7 separate regions of the Homo sapiens genome follow, and regions 1, 2, 3, 4, 5 and 7 are each linked to region 6. The links are chromatin contacts, found by Hi-C or POLR2A ChIA-PET in ENCODE. All regions are on one chromosome and are shown on one strand. The core of a region is the stretch at or near the end of the contact, and the rest is flanking DNA. Distances in the headings are between cores, read along the strand shown. Region 1 holds the start of MSL1 (MSL complex subunit 1). Region 2 holds the start of CDC6 (cell division cycle 6). Region 3 holds the start of NR1D1 (nuclear receptor subfamily 1 group D member 1). Region 4 holds the start of TOP2A (DNA topoisomerase II alpha). Region 5 holds the start of CASC3 (CASC3 exon junction complex subunit). Region 6 has its middle 23 kb from the start of EIF1. Region 7 holds the start of ORMDL3 (ORMDL sphingolipid biosynthesis regulator 3).

Evidence for each region. A loop is a pair of places that touch in the nucleus more often than their neighbours do. ChIA-PET counts read pairs that join two places held with the same protein, here RNA polymerase II (POLR2A). Pooled maps may share reads with other maps.
Region 1: a loop to region 6 is called in a pooled map, with 2.0 times the contacts of the local background. The contact joins the promoter of MSL1 here to the enhancer-like site in region 6. A Hi-C loop is called at or near these places in 1 of 37 single-sample maps with no recorded cell type and 2 of 50 pooled maps. POLR2A ChIA-PET finds 5 or more read pairs at or near these places in 1 of 52 experiments (activated B cell).
Region 2: a loop to region 6 is called in a pooled map, with 6 times the contacts of the local background. The contact joins the promoter of CDC6 here to the enhancer-like site in region 6. A Hi-C loop is called at or near these places in 1 of 168 maps with a recorded cell type or tissue (CD8-positive, alpha-beta T cell) and 3 of 50 pooled maps. POLR2A ChIA-PET finds 5 or more read pairs at or near these places in 1 of 52 experiments (activated T-cell).
Region 3: a loop to region 6 is called in a pooled map, with 9 times the contacts of the local background. The contact joins the promoter of NR1D1 here to the enhancer-like site in region 6. A Hi-C loop is called at or near these places in 1 of 37 single-sample maps with no recorded cell type and 5 of 50 pooled maps. POLR2A ChIA-PET finds 5 or more read pairs at or near these places in 1 of 52 experiments (activated CD4-positive, alpha-beta T cell).
Region 4: a map of CD8-positive, alpha-beta T cell shows a loop between it and region 6 (5-fold over the local background). The contact joins the promoter of TOP2A here to the enhancer-like site in region 6. A Hi-C loop is called at or near these places in 1 of 168 maps with a recorded cell type or tissue (CD8-positive, alpha-beta T cell), 4 of 37 single-sample maps with no recorded cell type and 8 of 50 pooled maps. POLR2A ChIA-PET finds 5 or more read pairs at or near these places in 1 of 52 experiments (AG04450).
Region 5: a loop to region 6 is called in a pooled map, with 8 times the contacts of the local background. The contact joins the promoter of CASC3 here to the enhancer-like site in region 6. A Hi-C loop is called at or near these places in 2 of 50 pooled maps. POLR2A ChIA-PET finds 5 or more read pairs at or near these places in 2 of 52 experiments (A549 and activated T-cell).
Region 7: a pooled map shows a loop between it and region 6 (2.8-fold over the local background). The contact joins the promoter of ORMDL3 here to the enhancer-like site in region 6. A Hi-C loop is called at or near these places in 1 of 37 single-sample maps with no recorded cell type and 2 of 50 pooled maps. POLR2A ChIA-PET finds 5 or more read pairs at or near these places in 1 of 52 experiments (GM12878).

The regions. Positions count from the first base shown.
Region 1 is chr17:40,120,095-40,123,588 of GRCh38, forward strand. It overlaps MSL1 (MSL complex subunit 1), which reads left to right and starts at 1,877. Exons shown (of 9, transcript NM_001365919.1): 1 at 1,877-3,286. The coding sequence starts at 2,519. LOC124904001 (a long non-coding RNA gene) reads right to left here and starts at 1,746. Exons shown (of 2, transcript XR_007065752.1): 1 at 1,690-1,746; 2 at 435-1,319. RefSeq lists silencers at 1,328-1,487, 1,718-1,917, 1,958-2,167, 2,228-2,367, 2,468-2,517 and 1 more and an enhancer at 2,718-3,356.
Region 2 is chr17:40,285,425-40,289,405 of GRCh38, forward strand. It overlaps CDC6 (cell division cycle 6), which reads left to right and starts at 2,455. Exons shown (of 12, transcript NM_001254.4): 1 at 2,455-2,666. RefSeq lists enhancers at 2,215-3,022, 2,791-2,970, 3,001-3,070.
Region 3 is chr17:40,098,708-40,102,589 of GRCh38, forward strand. NR1D1 (nuclear receptor subfamily 1 group D member 1) reads right to left here and starts at 1,882. Exons shown (of 8, transcript NM_021724.5): 1 at 1,357-1,882. The coding sequence starts at 1,387. RefSeq lists enhancers at 26-1,225, 144-1,128, 1,129-2,112, 1,578-1,647, 2,128-2,247 and silencers at 347-696, 707-796.
Region 4 is chr17:40,415,539-40,419,400 of GRCh38, forward strand. It overlaps TOP2A (DNA topoisomerase II alpha), which reads right to left and starts at 2,358. Exons shown (of 35, transcript NM_001067.4): 1 at 2,233-2,358; 2 at 1,202-1,357; 3 at 884-974; 4 at 467-530. The coding sequence starts at 2,253. RefSeq lists enhancers at 2,017-2,542, 2,264-2,353.
Region 5 is chr17:40,138,720-40,142,370 of GRCh38, forward strand. CASC3 (CASC3 exon junction complex subunit) reads left to right here and starts at 1,818. Exons shown (of 14, transcript NM_007359.5): 1 at 1,818-2,060; 2 at 2,488-2,515; 3 at 2,851-2,888. The coding sequence starts at 1,830. RefSeq lists enhancers at 1,429-2,369, 1,835-2,134.
Region 6 is chr17:41,663,864-41,667,554 of GRCh38, forward strand. No RefSeq gene overlaps it. Among named protein-coding and RNA genes, the nearest start is that of EIF1, 23 kb to the right of the region's middle. RefSeq lists enhancers at 1,330-1,849, 1,850-2,367, 1,888-1,977, 2,398-2,527, 3,398-3,627 and a silencer at 2,098-2,337. Within about 2 kb of position 2,173, at least 39 of the 41 ENCODE cell types and tissues checked have a DNase peak (open chromatin) inside an H3K27ac peak, as active enhancers do; they include CD8-positive, alpha-beta T cell and GM12878, where a contact is called at or near this core.
Region 7 is chr17:39,926,351-39,929,920 of GRCh38, forward strand. It overlaps ORMDL3 (ORMDL sphingolipid biosynthesis regulator 3), which reads right to left and starts at 1,251. Exons shown (of 4, transcript NM_139280.4): 1 at 1,134-1,251. LRRC3C (leucine rich repeat containing 3C) reads left to right here and starts at 1,382. Exons shown (of 4, transcript NM_001195545.2): 1 at 1,382-1,464. LOC124903999 (a long non-coding RNA gene) reads left to right here and starts at 370. Exons shown (of 2, transcript XR_007065750.1): 1 at 370-412; 2 at 578-652. RefSeq lists enhancers at 505-1,115, 1,116-1,727.

The sequences.
Region 1 (3,494 bases), core at 627-3,126, 1.5 Mb before region 6:
CACAGTGGCTCACTCCTATAATCCCAGCACTTTGGGACGCCCAGGTGGGAGGATCGCTTGAGCGAGTTCAATACCAGCCTGGGCAACAAAGGCTGGTATTACAAAGGCCCGTCTCTACAAAAAAATAAAAAGTTAGCCAGGTGTGGCAGCCCAAGCCTGTTGTCCCAGCTACTTAGGAGACTGAGGTGGGAGGATCACTTGAGCCCTGGAGGTTGAGGCTGCAGTGAACCATAATTGTGCCACTGTACTCTAGCCTTGGGGACACAGCAAGACCCCAGTGCCACAAACACACAAGCCTTGACATGGAAAGAGATCACCACATTCTATGTGCCCTCTCATCCCTGCTCACTCCATTACTTGGTGTCCCTAAGCTCAATACTTCCCTTGCTGATCTGAGGCCATACAGTCTGGTGAAAGAGGGCCGGACTCTTGGCTTCTTAACACATTCACATACGTTTGTTTAAAATTTCCAGTGTTTCATGCTTTCAGCCCACAAAGCACAGACACAGTTTTAATGAGAGGTTTTCACATCAGGCCAGAGAATGTCAGTCTTCTCCATCTCCATAGAGATTTTAAAAAGCACACCTCAGACAAAAAAGAAAAACAAGCAATTAAGACTATTTCAGGGCTGGGCACGGTGGCTCACACCTGTAATCCCACCACTTTGGGAGGCCGAGGCGGGCGGATCACCTGAAGTCGGGAGTTCCAGACCAGCCTGACCAAGGAGAAATCCTGTCTCTACTAAAAATACAAAATTAGCTGGGCGTGGTGGCGCGTGACTGTAATCCCAGCTACTCGGGAGGCTGAGGCAGGAGAATCGCTTGAACCCCGGAGGCGGAGGTTGCAGTGAGCTGAATTTCACCATTGCACTCCAGCCTGGGCGACAGAGTGAGAATCCGTCTCAAAAAAAAAAAACGTTTTTTTCACAAGGAATTCTGAGGACTTGTTGGCTCAATTGCTTGGACATAAAGACACACATACATGAAGCTGGAGAGATAGGAAGAAGCGCTCAACACAGAACACCCTAAGTATCCCTACTCCCTTTCAAGGACTAAATCCCTTCAGAGATTTCCTTTGCTTCAGTCCTTCAGGAGCCTCCCGAAGATGCTAGGAGTCGTTTAAGAAGGCTGGAAGATGGCCGTTGGGAAGGAACTGTTGGTAGCTGGCAATACTTCATCCCAAGGAGGCGGTGGCAATAGCTCCCTGGGCAGCAGACATCATGGATTTTCCTCCCTCTGGGAACCAGAGGTCCCTCCGTTTCTGGTTTGAATCCCTTAGAGACAAAGAACTTCATTCTCTCCCATACCCGCGTGGGACTGCTGGGGAGGAGAGGGGGTGGAGGGGTTAGACTTCTACCCCCATGAAACACCCGCGGGCTCAAAGAGGAGCCTGGATCCTGACTGGTCCAGGAGGCGTGCGGGGCCGCGGGGCCCCTCCGGCTTGGGCCAGGCGCGTTGCCAAGATGCCCGGGGAAGGGGCCGCCCGGCGCAGGCCGGGGACGTGGAGCGCTCGGGGCGCTCCCACGTAGGCCACACATTGGCCGCCTGTATCCTCCTTCTTTCCTCTCAACTCCATTCTCTCGCGCTTTTTTCCCGGGGAGCCTCCGCTTTCCCCTTCTTCCCGCGGCCGCCCTCGCCCTTCTTCCCCCTCCAGACCCTCCCCCGGCTCGCCCCTCCCTCGGCAGCCCACCTTCACCCCGCTCCTCCGCGCGCTCCTCGGTCCTCGCCCCTCAGCCCCGGCCTCCCCTCGCCGGCCCCCGGCCCCCGCGGTCCCCTCCCTGCCCCCCTCGAGGCGGCGGCGGCCCCTTTCACAATAGCGCGGCCCGCCTCCCTCCTCTCGGCTCCCGGTGCACTCCCGCCCGCTCCCCTCCCCGCGCATGCGTCCTCCGGTTGGCGGCGGCTGCGGCGGTGGCGGCTACGAGCGGCTCCGTTTTTTTAAAGGGAAACGCTGAGGCGCCGGGGGTGACTGTGGGGGAGGGGGACCCCGAGCCGCGGAGACCCCCGGGAGAGGCGACAGACCCCCTCTCCCGGAGTAGGAGGGCTTTGGGCGGACCCAGCCCTCCACCCCCTCCTGAGGAGGAGGGGGGGGAAATGGAGGCTCGGGGCGGTTGAGGCGAGCTCCGGGGCGGGGGGCCGGGGCGGGGAAGGGGGGGTGCGGGGTGGGGAGACGAGGCGGGCCCGGCCGGGCCAGGGGGGGCCGAAGCGAGCTCCGGGGATGAGCTCGGGGGCGGCTGGGTGCGAGCTCCTGCCTCTGAGGCGAAGGCGGCGGCGGCGGCAGCAGAGGCGGCGGCGAGGCCCCCATGGGCCGGCGGCGGGCCTCAGCCGCGGCCTCCACGTCTCCGCACGCCGGCGGGATGGCGCCCGGGCCCCGGAGGAGCCGCGCTAGCGGAGGCCTGCTGCCGCGCTGCTGAGGCGAGCCCGCCAAACTCCCCTCCCCCCCCTCAGTCCTCGACCCCCCGCACCTCGCCCCTTCCCCACCCCCTCCTCCGCCTCGGTGCCCGGCGCTGCTCCGGACCACTATGACCATGAGATCCGCGGTGTTCAAGGCGGCCGCGGCCCCTGCCGGCGGCAATCCTGAGCAGCGACTGGACTACGAGCGGGCTGCGGCGCTGGGCGGGCCCGAGGACGAGCCTGGGGCGGCCGAAGCCCACTTCCTCCCCCGGCACCGTAAGCTCAAGGAGCCGGGGCCCCCGCTGGCCTCCTCCCAGGGCGGGAGCCCCGCGCCTTCCCCGGCCGGCTGCGGCGGCAAGGGCCGGGGCTTGTTACTCCCGGCCGGGGCGGCCCCCGGGCAGCAGGAAGAGAGCTGGGGCGGTTCGGTGCCCTTGCCCTGTCCGCCCCCGGCCACCAAGCAAGCCGGCATTGGGGGGGAGCCTGCCGCAGCCGGAGCCGGCTGCAGCCCCCGGCCCAAGTATCAGGCGGTGCTGCCCATTCAGACGGGCTCTCTCGTGGCGGCGGCCAAAGAGCCTACGCCCTGGGCTGGGGACAAGGGTGGGGCGGCCTCCCCCGCTGCCACCGCCTCGGACCCGGCGGGACCCCCACCACTACCTCTGCCCGGGCCGCCACCCCTCGCGCCCACCGCCACCGCCGGGACCCTGGCGGCCAGCGAGGGCAGATGGAAGAGTATGAGGAAGAGCCCTCTCGGGGGTGGTGGCGGCTCGGGAGCCTCCAGTCAGGCCGCCTGCCTCAAACAGATCCTTCTGCTGCAATTGGACCTCATCGAACAGCAGCAGCAGCAGCTGCAGGCCAAGGAAAAGGAGATCGAGGAGCTGAAGTCAGAGAGAGACACGGTACGGGAGGGGTTAATCTGCATTCGGGCCGAGGAGCGAGTTGTGCGCATGCTCGGGGGAAGGGGGCTGTAGGAGGTTAAGGCACCCCCGGGTTAGGGGTAAAGGAGGTTGGCCACCGGCAAAGGAGTATCTTAGGCGCTGGGTCTCTGGGAGCCAGGCTCACAGACACGTTGGGTTGGAGGGAAGGGTTAAAGGGCAACCTCTCAGG
Region 2 (3,981 bases), core at 1,205-3,704, 1.4 Mb before region 6:
TGTGTACGCATCACGTTACTGGAGGATCATTATTAGTGCAAAGGAAAAGCTTCAAGTAGATAACCTTTCAGTCCTGACATTCTGTGATTATTTGCCTGCTTCCACAGTGGTCATTTACACCTGTAGGCTTTTCTTGGGCCACTGCTATGTTTCCTAGTGTCTTCTTTTCTTTTTTTTTTGAGGCGGAGTCTCGCTTTGTCGCCCAGGCCGGAGTGCAGTGGCGTGGCGTGATCTCCACTCACTGCAAGCTCCACCTCCCGGGTTCACACCATTCTCCCGCCGCAGCCTTCTGAGTGGCTGGGACTATAGGCACCCGCCACCACGCCTGGCTAATTTTTTTGTATTTTAGTAGAGACGGGGTTTCACCGTGTTAGCCAGGATGGTCTCGATTTCCTGACCTCGTGATCCACCCGCCTCAGCCTCCCAAAGTGCTGGGATTACAGGCGTGAGCCACCGCACCCAGCCATTTCCTGGTGTTTTCATAGGTTCCAATATGCATGCTAAGTACTCATAGCTTCCTAGGTTGTTTACCATAACCACCCCTTACAGCTGGCTGGGCACACATTACCATTTCAGGTTATTAAGGGCAATTCTTAGGTGCCCATGTTATAAAAATACGAACAGTGAAGGTTGCTTCCTGAGTTCTACTATCCTACTAAGACATCAGAAATACCATCTAGTCCTTTTAAAAGCTTCCACTGTGGCCAAGAGCGGTGGTTCATGCCTGTAATCCCAGCACTGTGGGAGGCTGAGGTGGGTGGATCATGAAGTCAGGAGTTTGAGACCAACCTGGCCAACATGGTGAAACCCCTCTACTAAAAATTCAAATATTAGCCAGGCGTGGTGACGCGTGCCTGTAGTCCCGGCTACTCAGGAGGCTGAGGCAGGAGAATGGCTTGAACCCAGGTGGTGGAGATTGCAGTGAGCCGAGATCATGGCACGGCACTCAAGCCTGGGTGATAAAATGAGACTTGTCTCAAAAATAAAAAAAAAAAAAGCTTCCATTGTGTGGTAACTTTCTCCATTCATGGCAGCCCATTCTCTTCACTTTTGTAGTTTTCAGCTGCTAAAAAGCCTTCACGAAATGTACTCCACCATCTCTTCCTGTTTAGAACCTGAATCTGTCTAATCATCCCCCTATGATAAAGTGGTCAAGAGTTTGATTTTCTGTCAGAGTTCAGAGTTCAAATTCTAGCTCTTCCACTTACTAGTTGTGTGACCTTGGGCAAGTTTACTCAACTCCCCTCTACTGTAGTTCCCTCATTTGTAAAGTGAAATAACACCAGGTTCATGGGGGTGCTTGTGAAGATTAATAAGGTGATGTAGGTAAAATACTGAGCACAGCCCCTGGCATACACTTAAGCACTCAATATTGGCTCTCTTCATGAACTAGGTACCAATTCACTGATGATCGTAATATTGTTGCTTCCCTCTTTCTAGGCTTTATGGCTCTATTTTGTTTGTTACTGAGGGGTAAAAGATAAATGTTTACCATCACCTAGAATTGGGTTCTGGCCTCTAAAGGAACCTGAGGCTTAGATGAATTATTGGCTTTGGAAGCTGGCCTTCAAATTACTGCGCTAATTTATATTTTTCATTAAAAACTCAGCTTGCCTCTTCTATATAGCTGTCTTCCCTGGCCCTGAAACCCTAGTGTTTCGCCATAAAAGATTTTAAAATTAAGGGGTCATAATTCCCTCCCCATGATGTGTGGATTAATGGTAAGAAGATGCACAGAACATAATATTCTTAGGTTGAACGAAATAAAAGTAAAGAGTTGGCTCTGTTTCTCACCTTTGAAGCACAAATCAAGAGATACTATGATGAAGCATAGTTTTTCTTTATATAGGTGTGTAGAACTTTACCATAAAAATCACTAGTTCAGCCATCAGGAGATCTGGATCCTAGGCTCTTCACTGTCACCAAGATGCTGTGACCTCTAACCTTGTATAGAAGTTTGCTTTGTACTTTGCGAGGTTGAGCATTAGAGAGGTAAGGAAAGTGCCTAGCATCATACCTGGCGCACAGAACCCAAAACGGTAGGTATCATGTAGCAGTTCTGAAAATCTAGCCCATCAGGATGATGCAAATGGGTACTTTAGGCAGTGAGAAGGGGAACCACATCTTGACACTTCCAGTCGAAGGAAGAGTGCGACTGCGCGGCAGCAAAGACTACGCCTCCCAGCGTGCTTTGCGGCGGGCCGGCCCGCTTTACCCAGAGTCGCCCTGCCGCAATCGCGCGTCTTTCCACCGAGGCCCCGGATGTAGATTCCCTCCCCCGTTCAGTGGTCGTGGCCTCACAGCGACTCTAAGACTTGGGGCTCTCTCATTGGCTGTAACTCTTCCACTGGATTGGTAGCAAAAAAAGAGGCGGTGCCCAAGGCGAAAGGCTCTGTGACTACAGCCAATCAGAATCGAGGCCGGGCTTTGGCGGGAGGTGGGAACGCTGTGGCCATTCGGATTTGGCGCGAGCGCGGCTGGAGTTTGCTGCTGCCGCTGTGCAGTTTGTTCAGGGGCTTGTGGTGGTGAGTCCGAGAGGCTGCGTGTGAGAGACGTGAGAAGGATCCTGCACTGAGGAGGTGGAAAGAAGAGGATTGCTCGAGGAGGCCTGGGGTCTGTGAGGCAGCGGAGCTGGGTGAAGGCTGCGGGTTCCGGCGAGGCCTGAGGTGAAGTGAAGGGAAAAGAGCTGAGCTCGCTGGAGGTCTGAGGTCGGGATCAGGGAAAGGGCAGGTGCCCTCGGGGTAGTTCTAGCAGTTATGCGTGGTGTGAAGGAGGTGAAAGTTGTAGGAAGGAAATATTCTGGGGTGCGTTGAGAGCTGCCTAGAATGAGGACTGAGTGCAGGGGCGGAAAGAACTGAGGGAAGACTGAGCTGCAGTGTGAGGGCTTGGGATAGAAGAGACTAAATGTGGCGGGTGCTGGGCTGAACTGGTGATAAAGACACCCCGCGTGCCTGGAGGGAGGAAACTAGAAGTTCTATATAAATCAATTCATGTAACTTTTTTTTTTTTTTGAGACGGAGTCTCGCTCTTGTCGCCCAGGCTGTAGTGCAGTGGTGCGATCTCGGCTCACTGCAACCTCTGCCTGCCGGGTTCAAGCCATTCTCCTGCCTCAGCCTCTTCATGTAGCTGGGACTACAGGCGCCCGCCACCACGTCCGGCTAATTTTTTTTTTTTTTTTGAGACGGAGTCTCGCTCGGTCTCCCAGGCTGGAGTGCAGTGGCGCGATCTCGGCTCACTGCAAGCTCCGCCTCCCGGGTTCATGCCATTCTCCTGCCTCAGCCTCCCGAGTAGCTGGGACTACAGGCGCCCACCACCACGCCCGGCTAATTTTTTGCATTTTTAGTAGAGACGGGGTTTCACCGTGTTAGCCAGGATGGTCTCGGCCCGTCTCGGCCTCCCAAAGTGTTGGGATTACAGGCGTGAGCCACCGCGTTTGGCCGTAATTTTTGTATTTTTAGTAGAGACGGGGTTTCTCCATGTTGGTCAGGCTGGTCTCGAACTCCTGACCTCAGGTGATCCGCCCGCCTCAGCCTCCCAAAGTGCTGGGATTACAGGCGTGGGCCACCGCGCCCGGCCCATTTCAGGTAACTTGTTATTGCATCGCTCAATTGGTTAAGAACTTGGGCTCTGGCACCAGATGCCCGGGGTTACATTCCTGTTTTTCTGTGACTTTGGGCCACTGTTTATCTCAGTTTTCTCATGTGTAAAATAAAGGCTAATAATAGTACCTACTCCTAAGATCGTTGTTAAACGAGTTGGTACCTAAAGTGTTTATAACAGCGCCCTTCCACGTAGTAGGTAGACAACAAATGTCAGCTGTTCTTGCATAGATTTGGATGTGAAGCAAAAGTGAATGCTAAAATAAGTGTGATAACATAATTAGGAAATAAGTGTTAATCATCAGTATAAATAAATTCCATGTTAGTTATTTTCTCTTCACTTTCACATATTGACTAGTTGTCCTCTTATTTTTTTTAATCT
Region 3 (3,882 bases), core at 632-3,131, 1.6 Mb before region 6:
TCATTTCAGCTATGATTGTGGGGTGCAGTTGCTTTGGGGAGCCCTTAGTAGGCAAACTGCAGCTTGTCTGGTGGAGATGGGGGTAAGACAATGCTCGCAGAACTAAGGAGAGAGAAGCTTGGGGAACAGGAATTTGTAATGTGGGGAAGCTGAGTCTAAATGCAGTACGGTGAAGTAGGTGCAAATAAGAGTGAAGTGGAAAGGAGTGAGAAGGGTGGTTAGGGGTGAGGTCTCTTTAGGGAGTGTAAAACAGAAGGCCATGAAAGGTCAGGAATGGCTCCATGTTACTTTGTTTTGGTGATGGGGGAGGGGGCCGGGCAGGCGGACCGGAAAAGGAGGCAGGCGGGGGCGGTGAGTCAGCCCAGCTTCACCCAGATCTCGGCGGGGCGGGGCAGGGCGGGAGCTGGGCCCTCAGCCGGCCTCACGTCCCTGCTCCACGTGTGCCTCTCGCACGTGGCTCCCCAACGAGGAACCCCGGAACTCGAGGCCCCGCCCTCCTCGCTTCCCGTCAATCGAGAGCAGTCGCCCCGCCTCCTACCCGCCCTTCCCCGGCCACCAGGTCGTGGGCTGGACCCCGAACGATAGCAGGGCCAGGACAACCTAGGGGAGGAGAGAAGGGAACACGCGTTGCCGGGGCGACCGGGGGGGCGGAGCTCATTATGTAACGAGGCCGGGAGGCAACGACCAATGGGGTGGCAGCCACGGCTTCTGCTGAATGAAAACAAACGCAGCACGTGGGCCCGGCTCTAGAGCCATGTGAGCCCTCCCGGCGGCCGGAGCCCTGTAGGTGCCCTCCCTCGGGCCGGGCACCACGCTCTGGACTCCTCAAGTGTCGCTCCCTCCTGTCACTGAGGATTCCCCAGTGAGATCCGAACGATTCTCCCAGCCCCTCCTTCCCTGAACCCCATCGCGCCACTCTTCTCAGATTCCCTCGCGCCTGCAGGAACTAGAGGAGGGGGAAGACAAGAGGGGAGGGGGTCCGTTTTCTGAGGCCAGGCATACTACAGCTGCAGGTAGTGGACAGATGGGGCCGTTTCGGGGCACTGTTCCAAAGCTCCCAGTCCCCCTAAATTCTTCGCTTCACCACCCGTACCTCCTCTCCATTTCCTCCTGCCCAGGGATTCGAGGCTCAAGGGAGCTTTGGGACTCTGAGGGGTGGTGATGGGGCGTTTCTGAGAGCATTTCCAGCCCGAACAAGCCGCTCTGGAAATCCCACACTAAAGCACCGCAGCACGTTAGCAAATCTCCGGGCCGAGGGACACCCCAGTCCCTTACAAAGTTCCTCTTTTTATAAGGCGTAGATGGAGGTGGGGAGACAGTGACAGGGAAAAGATGATAGTAAAGAAATCTCAGTACCTGTGTTGTTGTTGGAGTCCAGGGTCGTCATGTCTTCACCAGCTGAGAGCGGTCATTCAAACTGGACCTTGACTCAAACTAGAGGTTGCGATCGCCGCTGTTGCCCCCTGGGCACTGGCTAAGGGCGGGGAGTGGACCCCGCGACTCACGATCAGGATCCGAAGCACCCTGCAGCAAGGTCTTGGGGTGGCCGGACTGCAGCCCTGCAGAAGGGTTGGACGTTGAGGCAACGGAGTTCTGCTTTGCATGGGAAGAGCAGAGAGAGTGTGTAGGGGGAATCAGCCTGCAGTAGTTCTGGCTAGAAGGTAGCAAGGAGGGTCGGGTCTCTGCAGTGTACGGGGTGCCTCTGCCTGCCGGCTCCGCAGCGCTGCGGGGTGGCGAATCTGGAGCTCCCGGTGCAAAAGTCCCAGAGGAAGAGAGGTTGCAACCAGGAAGTAAGTAGGTGATGGGGAGAAACGGGGCACCGAGTCGCAAAGAGGCGAGACGTGTGCCCTGCTACGTTCCCTCGGCAGTAATATTTCACTCTGCCAATCTCAGCCGCCTTTTGCCCGAGCCTTTCCCTGGGACAGAGGGCTCTGCGCAGGCGCCAGCAGCCCAGGGTTCCCGGGCCGCACGCGGCACTGGAGCAGGTACCATGTGATCCCAGGGAGCGCCTCGTGCCCCAGTGACACACTTTTCCAACAGCCGGCACGTTGAGCTCTTGCGCGCCTGCGCAACGACAAGACTGTCGGGATTTGTAGTCCACCGACAAAGTGGGCGGACTGCGTGCCTTTCCCCTTTCTGCCTGGCAAAGCGCTTGCCGGGACCTGGGAGGAGCTGAGAGTGGGGTGGGGTGGGGTGCGCTGAAGAGTCAGGGTGGCGTGTTTAGAAAGCCTGTATGGCAGGGGCATGTGAATTTCTGGGGAGGGACTGGCAAGCTTGTTTGCTGTCTGGGAGATCAAAGCTAAGAGGCCCTTTCTGCAAACCTTGCAAACGTGAGGGCTTCACGTGATTGCAGGACTGACCTCGTCCTGAGGTTACTGGTGACCGGGAGAGAGAGAAGCCGGGGAGGGAGATTTCCCTGGAGTCAGGAGCTTAGGCTGCCCTCTGCTTCAGGGCAAAGTCCAGAGAAGGAAAGGAAATGTGACCCCCTTTCCCTTCTACTCGCCTTAGGGAGAACACCTCCAGGGGAAGGAGTTCCCACAGAGGTAGGGATGTCTGTAGGGACTCCCTGTTTGCTTGTATGACACCATTCCACCCACTCCAGTTGACTTTGGGGTGAGTCATTTCCCTTTGTCTGGGAAATAAAAAGGACAACAGAGGGGAACTAATAGTGAAAGTGCTTTGAGGTCCTAAAGTAATGGGGAAGAGGTGAGGCAGGGGGTGGGGGCAGAGTGACACCCCTGCCCCTCGGTGCTGGAGGATAAAATATGAATTCCACAGAAGATTACTACTCAGAGGGGAACATGTAGATCATCTTAAGCCTCCCTCTTTTTACTAGTGGGGAACAGGAAGCTTAGGAGAAGTGACCGACCCAAGGTCAGACGTCCATTGCTAGTTTCATCTGCCCACCCCGAATGGGAAGGTGGGTAGATGTACAAGTGAAATACTGAACAGGGGTTAGAAACAGCCAGCATTGCCGGGTGCTTTGGCTCATGCCTGTAATCCCAGCACTTTGTGAGGCTGAGGTGGGTTGATCACCTGAGGTCAGGAGTTTGAGACCAGCCTGACCAACACGGTGAAACCACGTCTCTACTAAAAATACAAAAATTAGCCGGATGTGGTGGTGGGTGCCTGTAATCCCAGCTAGTCAGGAGGCTGAGGCAGGAGAATCGCTAGAACCCGGGAGGTGGAGGTTGCAGTGAGCCGAGATCGCCATTGCACTCCGGCCTGGGGGATAGAGTGAGACTCTGTCTCCAAAACAAACAAACAAAAAACAGCCAGTATTTCGCTTCAGAGCAGCAACTGTCCCATGAGTAATAACAGATCTCAAGTAGAGGAGATCTATCATGTTAGAGGGCTTGGGTCATGGAGGGGATGGAAGCTTCTTAGGCAGCGAAGGGAGAGGGAGCCTGAGCCACCTGCTGCTCCCGCTAATTCCTCCCCAGTCCCAGTGCTTCTAGAGAGGGTTTTCTTCACATAGGAAGCCCTTCTCCACAGGCAGCTCCTGGGATGGTATTGATGGATGCCTGGGAAACATGAAAGCCACCGAAAAGGTAGAGAAAAAGAATATGGGAGTCCGGGGGTGGTGGCTGACACCTGTAATCCCAGCATTTTGGGAGGCTGAAGTGGGCAGATCACCTGAGGTCAGGAGTTCGAGACCAGCCTGGCCAACATGGTGAAACCCCATCTCTACTAAAAATACAAAAATTAGCTGGGCGTGGTGGCGCACGCCTGTAGTCCCAGCCACTCGGGAGGCTGAGGCAGGAGAATTGCTTGAACCCAGGAGATGGAGATTGCAGTGAGCCGAGATCATGCCACTGCACAACAGCCTGGGCAACAGGGTGAGAGTCCATCTCAAAGAAAAAAAAAAAAGGCCAAGTGTGG
Region 4 (3,862 bases), core at 1,108-3,607, 1.2 Mb before region 6:
TGTTTGAATAGCATCATGAGAAAAAGTTAAAACTCCAGATGCCAGAATACTTAAAGCAATTACTGAAGGTGCTTGCTCAAATATTTAGGGATTAGGTGTCATAAGTCCTGTAATTTATTTTGAAATGATCCAGAGCAAATAGGCCGCGTGCCATGGCACACACCCATAATGCCAACACTGGAGGATTGCTTCAGGCCAGGAGTTCTAAGACCAGCCCAGGCAAAATAGCAAGACCCCTTCCTCTAAAAAAATTAACTAATTAAAAAAAAGATGGAGAAAATATGGAAAAACGTTGGCAACTGTTGGATCTAGGTGGTGGGTATCCATAGGTTTTTCATTTTAGCATTCTGCTTTTGTGTACTTTTCTCAACTTCTGTTTAGGAAAAGCCAACTTCACCAGTAATCAAAATACATGCAGCTAACAATAGCAACGAGCTACATAACAAAAACTAAGCAAAAGACGTACGGATCAATTGTGACTCTAATACAAGACATTTTTGGGTCCCTTTGTTTGTTGTCCGCAGCATTAACTGAAAGAAAATAAAATATACATTTGTAAGAAATTAGTGTTTTAAGAAACATTCTGTAACTCTAAGTAAGATATAGAAAAAAAAGTTCCCAAACAGCACAGGAGTGGCATTAACAAGGTGTTAATTTAGCAATTTTTGTCCATAGTACTGTTTCTACGAGAAGCTCAACCTCCTGGGCTCCAGGAAACCAGCTCACCTTTATCAACTGATTGAAATGACAGGAGCCCTGGCTACAGCAGGTTTGGTAGAAATGATACTTTTTGTTTTTACTTTTATCTTTTTTAAATTTTTATTTGGAATGATACTTCTTATGAAAGATTTGACCAGATCTTTATATTAAAGGATTTACTCACCTAGAATCTCATCAAAGATTTTGTACAAACCAGGAACAAAAGTGACTTCCCTATAGTTAATGCCAACATCTTCATCGTAAACCCACATTTGCTAGAAATAAGGCAAAGAAATACTGTTATTTTTATTCTATATTCATTGTTCTGTTATCATGATTACCATAAAGTGTTCATATTAAGTATTACCATATTTAGGCCAGTTCCAGTGACACTCAGTACATGAGAGATACAGAAAGGTCACACTCAGTACATGAAAGGTACAGAAAGAAGAGTATCCATTTCAACTACTAGGTTAACTGCCTTTGATGAGCTTGATTTTACCTGGGTCACTAATTCCACAGAACCAATGTAGGTGTCTGGGCGGAGCAAAATATGTTCCAATTGTGTTTTCTTTTGATAGATTCTTTCAACAGACAGTCTTTTCTTAGCATCTTCATTTTTCTTTATTTTGTTGACTTGCATATTTTCATTTACAGGCTAGCAATTAAAAAAAAAGAGAGAAAGAAGGGAATTTTTAATCATAAGTTTACCCTAAACTAGGAACAAAATGCCTACCATAGTGAGATGTCAACATGCATTGCAATCTGTTAGTAGGCAGTGGTGGAGTTGCCAGTTTTGTACAAATAGGACAATTTAAATTCGCTGCGGCCAGGTCCCCAGGTGTCAGGTTAAACAGACACATATTATCTCACCAAGTGGGTCTGTCTGGAAACCTCTTTTCTTGAGCAACATGGTAGATGTCATCAATAAAATACACCCACTTCTTTCAGTTCCTGCATACATTATTTACCGAGTGCCTATTATTATAAATTATTTACGGTGTCCCGAGCACACGACACCGTAAATAATTCTAGTTCGGCAGCAGCAGTTTGGGCGGCTATCCGTTCAATCCCTTGGCCACCTGAGCGTTGTGAACTCAGGAAGGGGGCGCTTTTGTAAGCTGGCCAGCTGCTCCAGAGAAACACTGTGCTAGGCTCTGCCCTTTCCAAGATCGGGGACATTCAAGACCGTTTTCAAGCAGCGGGCAGGAGGGGAAAGCATCTGTACGCGCGACTCAATAACGTCGCACCCGGGCCGCTGTAACATGGATCCACTACGGGACCAACGGACTCCTGCCCCTAGAAACAGGGCAACAACGCACGACACCCTGGAAGCCGGGTCATACTTCACTACTAGCACCAGAAGGGGCTTCCGCCTCTCCACGATCACCCCGGAACCGGGAATGGAGAATATGGGCTCCCAAGCCGGTCGCCGGCCTGACCGCAGCCCCAGAGCTTCACCCGTCACGGGCGGCCAGAGAGATGCCCGGGCCGCGCGGAGGCTCCACCGCCAGTCCCCCCCGCGAGCCGTACCTGCAATGGTGACACTTCCATGGTGACGGTCGTGAAGGGGCTCAAGAACCCTGAAAGCGACTAAACAGGCAGGACCCCACGAGACCACCCCCGACCAAGCCGCTTCTCCACAGACGCGCGTCGGTTAGGAGAGCTCCACTTGAACCTTCCTTTAGCCCGCCCGAAGCAGACCAGCCAATCCCTGACTCGCTCTCACCGTCTCCGTCCAGAAGAACCAATCGTAGCTTGCCTTTTATATCCACCTATGAACGGCTGAGTTGGCCGGGGTTTGTTTGAATAAACCAATCAGGTTAGGGAGGCGGGACTAGAGAGGCTTCAAAAGGCACCACTCGGCGTCATAGCGGAGAGATTGACAGGGAATCTGGCCAATGAGAAGGGCTCACTTGTTTTCTCGTGCGGAAAGCTTGGAAGAGATGGGCTTTGGAAGCGGGAAGGGGTGGCCTGAGGCAAAAGTGTGCAGGAGAAAAGCAAAGGATGTTTATTCTCCAGGAACTGCCAATCTATTTAAGATCCCTGAAATCTAAAAACTGTCCTCTGTTCTGACGTTGTTAGCGAGGGGAATGGGAGCCTTAGCTTCGTTTTCCTGAGGAAACTGAGTGCCGGCTTTCTGGACAGGCAGCCTGGCTGCTTGGTTGAAGCGAACAGATTCTGGCATCTGCCTCAACCCCGCCCCCTTTACCCTCGAATTCATTTTTCAAAGAAATAAAAGTAGGCTGTGTGCGGTGGCTGGAGTCTGTATTCGCAGCACATTGGGAGGCCGAGGCGGGAGGATCGCTGGAGCCTAGGAGTTGGAGACCAGCCTGGGCAACATAGCGAGACCCCGTCTCTACCCAAAAAGGAAAAAAAATAGCCAGGCGAGGCATCGCACACCTGTAACTCCAGCTCCGGAGGCTGAGGAGGGAGGATCGCTTGAGCCCCGGGGATCGGAGATCGAGGCGCCTTGAACCGTGATTGCTCCACTGCACTCCAGCCTGAGTGACAGAGCGAGGCCACCTCAAGAGATAAATACATAAATAAATAAATAATAAAAATAATTAAAATAAAAGTGCCACAGTTGTGGTTTGGGGGTTCCATATAGTGGAAGGATGTAGAAAGGCTTTGCAAAATGGAGGGCAGCATTCAGGTCCCCAGTAGAGCAGCGCTGGACTGCAACTGGTAAATCGAAAGGGATAACTTGTGGTGGTAGCCTCTTGAGCTGAGGGTGGGCTCAGCCGTCCGGGGCTGAAACCTTTTCCGCAGCCAGCTGGCCAGATACCCTCCGACTGGCTACTTTTGCTCACCTCCGTGAACCCTGCAGTCCAGAACAGCTGTTCCAATTTGACAAGGAAATGCCAAGACTGAAGCTTTTTTGTTTGCTTGTTTTTTTGTTGCTTTTTTTTTTTTTGAGATGGAATCTCACTCTGTCGCCCAGGCTGGAGTGCAATGGCGCGATCTAGGCTCACTGCAACCTTCACCTCGCGGGTTCAAGCGATTCTCCTGCCTCAGCCTCCCGTGTAGCTAGAATTACAGGCGCCTGCCACCACGCCTGGCTAATTTTTGTATTTTTTTAGTAGAGACAGGGTTTTGCCATGTTGACCAGGTTGGTTTCAAACTTCTGACCTCAAGTGATCTGCCCGCCTCAGCCTCTCAA
Region 5 (3,651 bases), core at 568-3,067, 1.5 Mb before region 6:
TCCTGACCTCGTGATCTGCCCGCCTCGGCCTCCCAAAGTGCTAGGATTACAGGCGTGAGCCACCGCGCCCGGCCTTGAATTTTCCTTTCATCTCTGAAGGCATTCATAATTACTTCCAGTTTCATGTTATCTATAAATTTGATAAACATCAGGATCCTTAACCATGTCATTTATAAAAATTTTACTCAGGAAAGGCCGGGCGCGGTGGCTCACGCCTGTAATCCCAGCACTTTGGGAGGCCAAGAACGGCGGATCACGAGGTCAGGAGATCGAGACCATCCTGGCTAACACGGTGAAACCTCATCTCTACTAAAAACATAAAAAGTTAGTCGGGCCTGGCGGCAGACACCTGTAGTCCCAGCTACTCGGGAGGCTGAGGCAGGAGAATGGCGTGAACCCGGGAGACGGAGCTTTCAGTGGGCCGAGATCACCCCACTGCACCCCAGCCTGGGCGACAGACAGAGTGAGACTCCCTCTCAAAAAAAAAAAAAATATTTTACTCAGGGAAGAATTCTATGCCATGGTGGCCTTTGTTTGATAACATACATTATTAACGTGCACTCCTGTAGGTGCACTAAAAACTTAGCTCATGCACTTTGTATATCCTTATAATGGTCCAAAGAAAACACACTGATTCTTTTCAATGGTGGCCAATGCCTTGCCAAAATGAAATAATTTCCATAAACCTTAAGAAGGAAATAATGTCAGGATTTTGAATCAACATCTGTTTCTACTGACCATTTATTTTTAAATAGGTTCTAAAATCCTGACAAGGGCAGTAGCTCATGCCTGTAGTCCCAGCACTTTGGGAGGCTGAGACGAAAGGATCGCTTGATCCCAGCCAGGAGACAAGCCTGGGCAAGAGCGAGACCCCATCTCTACAAAAAACAGAAAAATTAGCCGGGTGTGGTAGTGTGTGCCCGTTGTCCCAACTACTAAGGAAGCTAAGGCAAGGAGGTCACCTGTGCCTGGGAGGTCAAGGCTGCAGTGAGCCGCGCTACTGCACTCCAGCCTGGGCAACAGAGTGAGACCCTGCCTCGAAAAAGCCAAAACAAAACCGGTAATACTGGCATCATACCAGCCTGCACTTTGGGACAGGTGATGGCTGGGGTGGGAAGAAACGTGAAGAGGAAATGAGAACACAGAGAAAACGCTGCAACAAGAAGTCCTCTGGCTTCACTGCAGACAACTGGTTTCTCCTTCGCCCGTTATCTTAAACAAGGCTGGTGCAGCAAATCTGACGCAGCACTACAGCTTTTAAGATTTACCTTGATTCGTGATTTTACCAAGCAAAGGAATGCAGTAAATTGACCTGCTTCAAACGTAGGTAGAAGTGAGAAATGGAAACAGAAAACCATGAAACAGCCCTAGTGTTGCAGTGAAGCTGTGACAGGTTGACTCCTTCCACTCGGGAAGCCCAAGATGGCCGGGCCAGGAACCCGGGAGGCTGCTGAAGTCTCAATTCCCCTCGCCCTAGGCCTGCCCAAGGGAAGTCAGGAGCCGCGCCACGCCCCCTTACATCACCGATAGACGTAATCCGGGTCGGCCGCAAACGTGCCGCAGGCCTAGGCCCCGCCCAGTGCCCCGCCCCTCCCCCAACACACACACACACACACACACACACACACACCCCAACACACACACACACACCCCAACACACACACACACACACACACACACACACACACACACACACACACACACACACACAGCGGGATGGCCGAGCGCCGCACGCGTAGCACGCCGGGACTAGCTATCCAGCCTCCCAGCAGCCTCTGCGACGGGCGCGGTGCGTAAGTACCTCGCCGGTGGTGGCCGTTCTCCGTAAGATGGCGGACCGGCGGCGGCAGCGCGCTTCGCAAGACACCGAGGACGAGGAATCTGGTGCTTCGGGCTCCGACAGCGGCGGCTCCCCGTTGCGGGGAGGCGGGAGCTGCAGCGGTAGCGCCGGAGGCGGCGGCAGCGGCTCTCTGCCTTCACAGCGCGGAGGCCGAACCGGGGCCCTTCATCTGCGGCGGGTGGAGAGCGGGGGCGCCAAGAGTGCTGAGGAGTCGGAGTGTGTGAGTGCGCGCAGGCGGGGCGGGGTGGGGACCGGGCGGCGAGCCGGCCGGGGGCGGGGTGTAGGTGATGCTAGGTAGTCTGTGAGTTGATAGTAGATACTGGGACTTTTTTTTGTTTTTGAGAGAAAAGGGGAGTTATCCCAATGCGAGTTTGCATCCGGAGTTCCAAGGGAAGAAGAAGGATTGGGGGTTTCTGGGAGGATGGTAGAGCCGCTGGAGATGGAAAGCGGATGTTTTATTCAGAAGTCGGGGCTGGAGGGAAGGAGACCAGACCTGCCTTGGCTACTACTTGATAAAGATTTACCTATCTCTGTCTCCCTCTCCAACCATTTTGTGCTGAATCTTCAGCTTTTCACCCACATTTCTTTATTGGGCTCCCCACCTCTGGAAATCACAGAACTAACCCATGTCTTCTGCTTTCTTTCAGGAGAGTGAAGATGGCATTGAAGGTGATGGTGAGTAGCATCTTTTACCCCATTAGGACAAGAGTTTTTTTTAACATAAACTCAGGTCATCTATTTCCAACATCGACATTCTCACACACTGTCACGGATTTAGGGCCACAGAGTGCCTTTTTGTAACATAGTGGTTAAGAGCATAGGCTTTAGCAGTATAGTCTTCAGCAAGTTACCCTCTGAGCCTGTTTCTCCTTTTGTAAGTGGGGACTATAATTTTATCCACGTTGTAGGTTGATGTCAGAATTAAATGAGACTCTTAGTCTGACCTGTAATAAGCAGCCAAAAAATGTTTCTGGGTTTCTTTTTTTCCACATATTTCTGTTTTATTTCAGCTGTTCTCTCGGATTATGAAAGTGCAGAAGACTCGGAAGTGAGTATGACAGGTTTTTTCCTATGGTATAGATCAGAAATGCTTTTTAAAAACGTGTACACACCTTCGTTGCAAACGTACCATGACCTCCGTGTTTATCCTCTTGTGTATTCTTCATTTATGCTTCTGAAAAAGTGTTACAGAAGGTCTTGTTCACTTTAGACCTAGGGAAAACTTGGGGCACGCCGTCTCAAGCCACAGGTGTTATACTGTTAGTTGGCTTCTCTTCCTGTCTGAAGAATATGAGGTTCTAAATAAGAGAGTGAGGATATCTTGAAGTCCTCTGAAAGATGTTTGACAGTTTGTTTTATGCAGTGTAGGTTGAGAAGCCAGCCAATTGGTTATTTTTTTCCAAATCTATCTGAAGACTTTGAAAGGGTAGGATTCGGAATGTTTTGTGCCAAGAGCATCCATCATTTTATAGGTGGGGATTTTTCTGTTTTTAGGAGAAAGTTTCCTGTCTTTTGGATAAACTACTAGAGATGCCATCAGAGTAAGTGTTTGTTTCCTGGGTTGTTGAGTGGACTCCTGAGTTCTGGTAATGGGATTATATATAGGGGGAATTGGATGGTGGATCAAAGATTTTGTCTATACATTTTTAGAACTGTTACTACATTTTAGAATCTGTTAAGCCCTTGAGGATGGAATAGTGAACACTATAACAAAATTCCTATCTTTAGAGATCTTACAACTCAATAAGGAAGTCAGACAAACATTCAAGCAATTGTACCACTTGCTGATAGGGGATAGCACTGGGATAGGG
Region 6 (3,691 bases), core at 923-3,422:
GGAGTGTATCCAGAAAGTGGCTGGAAGAAGGACTGACCGGCAGGAATGCAGAGGTTGATGGAGAGAGGAGGTGAGGCAGAGCTGGAGAGAGAAGGGGGCTGAGCCAGACAGAGCCTCCAATGCTGGGTGGATCTGCAAAGTTAAGGCATCTGCTCATGCTCTGGGGCAACAGGGGGCCACTGCCTGTCCTGGGAGGAGACAGAGCACATTCTGCTCCTTAGTAGAGCCCACTGTATGACTGGGCAGCTCTGCTAGCTGGAAAGTTCATTCTGAGATGAAATTGATGCCTCCCCTGCCCACAGGCTCCTGAGGCATACACACAGATGGAGGTGCTTCCCTGCCCCCAGCACAGCCCCTCACCCTATAACAGCCTCACTGGCTGTTCCCTGGCAGAGGCCCTCACACAGGGTAGGCAGGAGGGCACGCTGGATGTGAATCCCAGCTCAAGCCCTTACCGGCTGTGTTGTCTGTCTCTTACTTAACCTCTCTGAACTTCCATTTTCTCCTCTGACTTCAGGGCTGCACATGTAAGAGGGATAGTGTTGGGAAGTGCTTAGTACACATTAGGTACTCAGTGGTGATAACAGAGGTGGTGACAATGACATGGTTTATCCCCAGCTGACCTTTTCCAGAAAAGATCCTATCAGTCAGTGTTCTGCATTTTAAAATGTGCCACCAGGATGGGGCACGGCAGCTTGAGCCTGTAATCCTGGCACTTTGGGAGACTGAGGCTGTAGGATCGCTAGAGCCTAGGAGTTTGAGACCAGCCTGGGCAACATAGGGAGACCGCCCCCACCGCCCACCTTTACAAAAAAATTAAAAATTAGCCGGTCATGGTGGCATGCATCTGTAGGCTCAGCTACTCAGGAGGCTGATGCAGGAGGATCACTTGAGCCCAGGAGGTCAAGGCTGCAGTGAACCATGACTGAGCCACTGCAATCCAGCCAGGGCAACAGAGCAAGATGCTATCTCAAAAAAAAAAAAAAAAGTGCTATTAAGAGCTGAACTCTGTTCTGGGGGGAGTAGCCTTTCCTTCCCTTCTCTGAGCCTCAGTTTCCCTATATATAAAAGAAAGGAATCAGATAAGATGGCCTGAAAGGCTGCCACCAGTTCTAATGCTCTCAGGTCCTGCTCTCTGACCTACCCAGGACACATGGAACCATCATCACCTCCTTGATCCAGGCACTCTACTCCTCATAATGGAACCAAGATGGTCTTCACTTTATTTTTTTTTTCCCATTGTCCCTGTCCTTACTGCCCTCTGTGTTATGCCAACCTCCTCTGAGTTAACTGAGGCTCAGAGGCTCAAGCAGTCTTTGCCACCCTCTCCCCACTGTCCCCCCCACCCCTCACTCTCCCACCAGACTGTCTGCTCCATCCCCGTCCCAACTGCTCCCACCTGGACTCCCTGCTGCCCTTGGTTCCTACCCCACCCCTCTGTCCACTCCCCCACTCACATACCTGGCCCTCCTTCCCCCATGCAGCCCATCTACCTTCACAGGGAGGCAGCAAGACACCCCCGCCGGCCTAGGAGGGTCGAGATCCTAGGACTCTACTTTTTCCAGTCCTGGTATTTGCCTACACGCCCCAGCCTCCCACCCCCAGCGCCCCCCCCAACACACACACACCCACACACACACACACGCACGCACGCACGCAATTATAACCCCCTTAGGGACAGCCGTTGTGTCTGCTGTAGTTTAGCCTTGGATTCATCATGGCTTCGACATCGCCGGCCCTGGGCCAGTGTTCGAGAGCATGGCCCCAAACAGTTCTTGCTCTGTTCAGCTCCCCACATTGCCAAGCTGCGAGCGGGCTCTCTGTGCTTCCTGCCTTCTGTCTGCCTCGCCTGTTCTCTCCAGGTAGGCGGCTCCTCCTCCAAGCTCCCCCAGCCCTGGGCTGACCTCTGTCACCTGGATGGTGGGTGCGGGTTCTCCGGGCATGCACCTCGTTCCCCTCTTTACTCCCAGCAGTGGCTGAAACTTGTGGGTGCTTGATCGTGCTAGTTAAATGAATGAACATGTGGTGGTTACAGGCAAACCCACAATGCCACACAGGACACCGACCAACAACTGAAAACGGTGACAGCTGCCCTTACCCGCAGCTCCCCAGCGTAGCCCTCCCCCATCGCAGCCAGACCGGCTTGCCCACTGCGCAGCAAGGCGGAGCCCCGCACAGCTAAGCCCGGGCGTGGTGCTCGCGGCGCCCTCTGCTGGCCGGGCCCACGGCCTCCTCCTGCGCACGCGCGCCGCCACCCCGGGACCAGACCTAAAGGGAGAAGGCGCGATCTGGGGCCCTCCCTCCGCACCCCCTCGCCCCGAGAAGCCCCAAACCCAGGTCTTTGACCCTCATGAACATCCTTTGTCCTTCCTCTCTCCTGCTCCCCCTGCAAACATTTTAGGCATCCCTAAATGATCACCAGCCCTCGCCTGCTCTCTTAGCAGGCCTCCAGGTGGGGTTAGAATTGTCAAATGCTGGCACAGGACGAAACCCTAATAATAATAACTATGATGATGACGGCAGCTGCTGCTGAGCGGGCACTTTGTGGTTACCTTAGCAACCTTCCACCATCCAGGAAGTGCAGCCCCTTCTTTCACAGGCGGCAGCTGCAGCCAGAGGCGTGCGGGGACTTCCCAAGGTCACACAGCAAGAATCCTAAGAAACCCGGGGTGTTTCCTCTGCCTACGTGGAGCTAACCCTGCCTCCAGAAGCAGGGGCCTTGAGATGGGAGCAGAGCGATCTGGTGCCCCGGAAACCCCACCCCCACCCCCACCTTGCCCCATGCGCAGCGAACGTGGCTACATTTCCTATCGTTTGTCCAACCCATCATTTTGCCTTTGGGAAAATTGCAGGGGAGGTGGAGGCCAGAGGACAGGGAGACAAACGTTCGTGGGCATCTGCCACGAGCACATTTGCCACGCTTTGTGACAGGCCCTTTCCCGTTACACACCACACCTGCCCAGGACCGCAGCACAGAACCAGGACCCAAACCCGCCGACTCCCTCCCTAGTGCTCCTTCCTCACCCCCCACCCCCTCCCCCCTCCGCAAGTTCTCTCTTGGAAAAGGGGCCGCTGGGAAGGGGAGGAAACGCACTCACTACAGGACTCCAGGTGGGGTCCAGAGGCTCTGCCCCTGGTGCCTCTTCCCCAGCCCTAAAGCCCCCAGCCCTAGAGAGGGGACCCTCCTGCACAACATCTCCAGGGGACCGGGTACTCCACTAGGGTCGAGAAACGTTGAATAGTGCGGTGGGTGCGGGAGGCGCGCCTAGGTGCCGAAACCCGGTCTGTGCTGCCATCCTGTGGCCATTGCAGGAAGTGTGCCTGTCAGGCCGCTCTGCATTGAACCTGAAATGCCGGGTCACCCTTGGGTTGAGTGAAACCGGGCCCCATGCTGAGGCTACAAGGGACATAGAAAGGGACAAGACGCAGCCCGTGCCCTGAAAGAGCTTACAGTTCGGTAGGATGGCCTTCAAATGACATGATCCAACACTCAACTCGGCGCCAGATACCGCCCAAAATAGAAGATCGTGCAAAAGGTTCCAAAAGGTGGAGGCAGCCTGCCCCGAAGCACATCGAGAAAGCCCTCCTGCAGCAAAGCCGTGTCGAGACTGGGCCTTACAGGGCAGGCGGGGCTGGGGCAAACAGAGATGAAGGAAGGCGCTCCAGGCGGAGAGACCAGCCTGAGCAAAGG
Region 7 (3,570 bases), core at 1-2,500, 1.7 Mb before region 6:
GAGATCAATAAACTAACAAAAAGACTGGCAATGAGGAAACACTCTTGAGACTTTCGTGTGACTATGGATACATATCACTTCCATTAGTAAAACAACCAACTGGCCCCTACCCTAGATGGGGAGAAACAGAGAGAAGAGGCTGGCAGAGGTCGACTAGGTCTACAGGAGTTGAGCCGAAAACTTCTGCTGCCATAGCTGGCAGGTGGCTGCTTAGTGCTGGGCCCTGATGTGGTTTCATAACCTGCCTCAAACCAGAGCCTGCAGCAACTCTGTTGTGTTAACCACTTTTTTGCTGGTAGCTCTTTCCCCCTCCTTCCCGCCCCACCCTCTTGGCTCCACATACAAATATCCGGGCCCAGCCAGTATGCCAGACACTCAAGCCAAGGCTGAGCACCACCAGGGCAGCCACCAGGTGAGCCCTTCCCATTCCCTCCCCCAGGAAAGAGCAGCCCTCACAACAGCAAACCTCCTGTCTTCTGGAAGAGGAGCACAAAACATCCAGGCCTGGATGGGGACCCCAACGGGGAGTCCGGGGCAGCACGTCACAATGCCATGTCCATTCCGCCCACCCCCCAAGCTGCAGGACCACAGCTGATAACCTCTCAACTTTGGCCCAGCCACCCCGACTGGGGGAGGGCGGTAGGAGCGGAAAGCGAGTGCCCAGGCGAACCCGCACTAAGCACAGGAGAGGAGGAGCGAAGAGGCGGAGTCCTCACTGTTGTTGGGGTTTTCTGAGTGAGACCTCGGGTGCGGGGCCGGGGGGAGGGGTCCCGCTCTGTTCCCCAGCCTGGGTCTTCGCACTCGGAACCCGGTCCGGTCCGGGACCCCACAGCCATCTCCACGCGTTCACCCAGCCCTGGAGGCAGCCAAACGTTTATCCCCGAAGCCGAGCCGCTCCCCGCCTCCCACCCCTAGCCGAGGCGCTCCTCCCGACGTTCCACCCCCGGCCTCCCGCTCGCACTTTATTCCTTGGCCACCTCCCCAGCCGATGCACCCCCTCGGCTGATGCACTCCCTCCACCCCCCACTCCCTCTGCCCCCGTCTCTCCAGCCCGGGGCGCCTCCCCAGCAGCCCCCACCTTCTCTCCCGCCCCTCCCGTAGCCCTGGGGCCTCTTGGTTCCTTCCGGGCTCACCGTGTGGGGCCGAAGATCAACGGCCCGGGAACGGTTCCCGGGAGCGGGGGCCGCTGCTGCTCCAGCAGCTGTAACAACCCGCGGCTGCAGCCTCCCCGCTGGCAGCTCCGGCCGAATCAGCGCTCCGCGCCGGTCCCCGTACGTCACCGCCCCGCGCCGGCACGCCCGACGCCTTCTGGGAGTTGTAGTTTCTTCCGCTGGCTCCGGGCCGGCCCTCCCGACGCCTCCTGGGAGTTGTAGTTTTTCCTGGGCTCCGTTCCCGGCCTCTTCGGGGACGCACGGTTGGAAGTTGTACCGTGACGTGATGGTCAGATCGGATGATAGAATTTTGGTGCGTAACAATTCCAACTTTTGCTTCTGTGCCCTTCAAGTGTATTTTATCCGTGCCCCAGTTTTGCAGATGAGGAGACTCGGACTTGTAAGTAACTTTCTGTAGGTCTTTGCTGGGTCCTAGACTGGATCGAAACCCAAATATTCTGACCCCAACTGCAGGATTTTTCCACTGCACCTGGCTGCCTCCGCCCTGGCCCCAGATTGGCTCCTCCAGAAACAGACTAGCCCGGCCCTTTGCCCTGCTGGGCCCTCCTGGGAGAGCGCTTTTCACAACATTGGCTGGGATGAGGGTCTGGAGGGCCCGGAACGGAGCCTGCCTTCTCCTTCTCAGTCACGCTTGGCCCAGGCTGCCCCGGACCGGGCCACATCCTTGGCCGCCCCGCACCTGACGTGAGAAGAGGCTACGTATCATAGATTCCTCCATCAGTAGTAAGGAGCCTGAGTTTCTGTCTCAGGTCAGCTTGTGTGGCTTTGAATGAGAGGCTCTGGTCTGCAGTTTTCACATCTGCATCGTCTAAAGGCAAGGGCACAGACTTTACTGCCTGGTAGACATGGGGTAGGCCCTCCTTTATTGGCAGTGTGACCCTGGGCAAATTACTTGTCTTAATCTCCAATTCCACACCTGTGAAACCCCACCTCCAAGGTTGTGGGAACCCAAAAGAATGTATGTAAAGCACCTGTTGCATTGTAGGAATCTACTTAATATTACTGTAGGAGGTTGAACTAAATGGCTCTTGAGGTCTCCTCGGTTACTCCCATTCTCCATGTCACCAAGAGGTCTTGTCTGGGTAGTTTCAACTCCTTACCCAGCTTCTTTCTAAGTCCACTCTATGCAGGGCAGGGCTGGAATAGCAAGGTCAGATGATGTCATGGCATGCCAACCTGACTCTGAATGGCAGTTCATGGCACCCTGAACTGAAAGTGAGGGAACAGGAAGGAAAAGGCTAGCCCAGGGAAACTGCGGAGCACTTTACTCGGACTACACCTACCTTTCCTTCCCCAGGGGGCTGCCAGGAAACAGTTGTCACACAGCTGGAGTGGGACCCCCAGAGGCACTTAGTGGTCACCAGGCAGGTGGGTATTTGAACCACCCAGAGCAGAACAGGCAGCTTCTTCAATATTTCCAGGGCCAATGGCCCCAAAAGGGCTCATTCCAAGATCGAAATAATCATCTGAGTCTGAAATAGCTCTGCCTATGTCCTGTGGAAGTTTCTCCTGGTTTGTGGAGGTGCCTTTCCTTATAGTCATCTTTCTGCAGACATAAGCAAACCCAGTGTTGTTCTTTTCACAGAAACCTCCCCAGCATTAAGGCAAGAAAGGTGTCTCTGTTTTTTCCGAAGTGTGCCTGCTTGACTCCTTTGATTTTTCTCTGGGATTCTTCATCCTCCATCAAGTTGATCGATCCCTCTGGATCTTGGTCAGTTTCCTGACATCTCTATGAAGTTCAGTGACCCAGACTGAGTCCACGTCTCAAATAAGGTTCTGACTAATGCAGAGTCTAACAGAAAGATTACTGAACATGTCATGCACTATTAATAACTCCTGTTATCGAGGATTTTTTTTTCACAATAGGAATGAACAGAGTTCTGACTCACTCTAGGTTTGTGGTAAATTGCAGATCACTTTCTGCTTTATTTAGCGGGAGTCCCTGTTGTCATCTTTCTCCTTCTCTCTTGGCCCTCATAATTATCATATCTTCCCCAAACGTTCTTCAGCTGTGAATAGCCCTAAGCACTATTCAGAGTGAGTGACAGCTCTCTTATTTCGTGCTGGGGGACATACAAACCCTTGGACAAACACTTGTCACTGTGTGCCAAGAAGCTGAAAAATTCTTCTTGCCTCAGAGCCATAATTACACTTTTGGTAGCATATTCTAAGGAAGTCATCCCATGTACAGGAAAAGCTGCAATGTGTCAGGATGTTCATTCCAGCAATATTTATAGTAGTGAAAAACTGAAAGCAACCAAATGCCCAAGAAAAAAATTACAGTATATCCACTGGATGGAATAGTATGAAGCCATTTAGGACAGATTGTGAAAACCCTGTGGCAGTATGGGGAATGTTTGCTAAGTTATATGAAAAGATGAGGACACAAAATAGCATA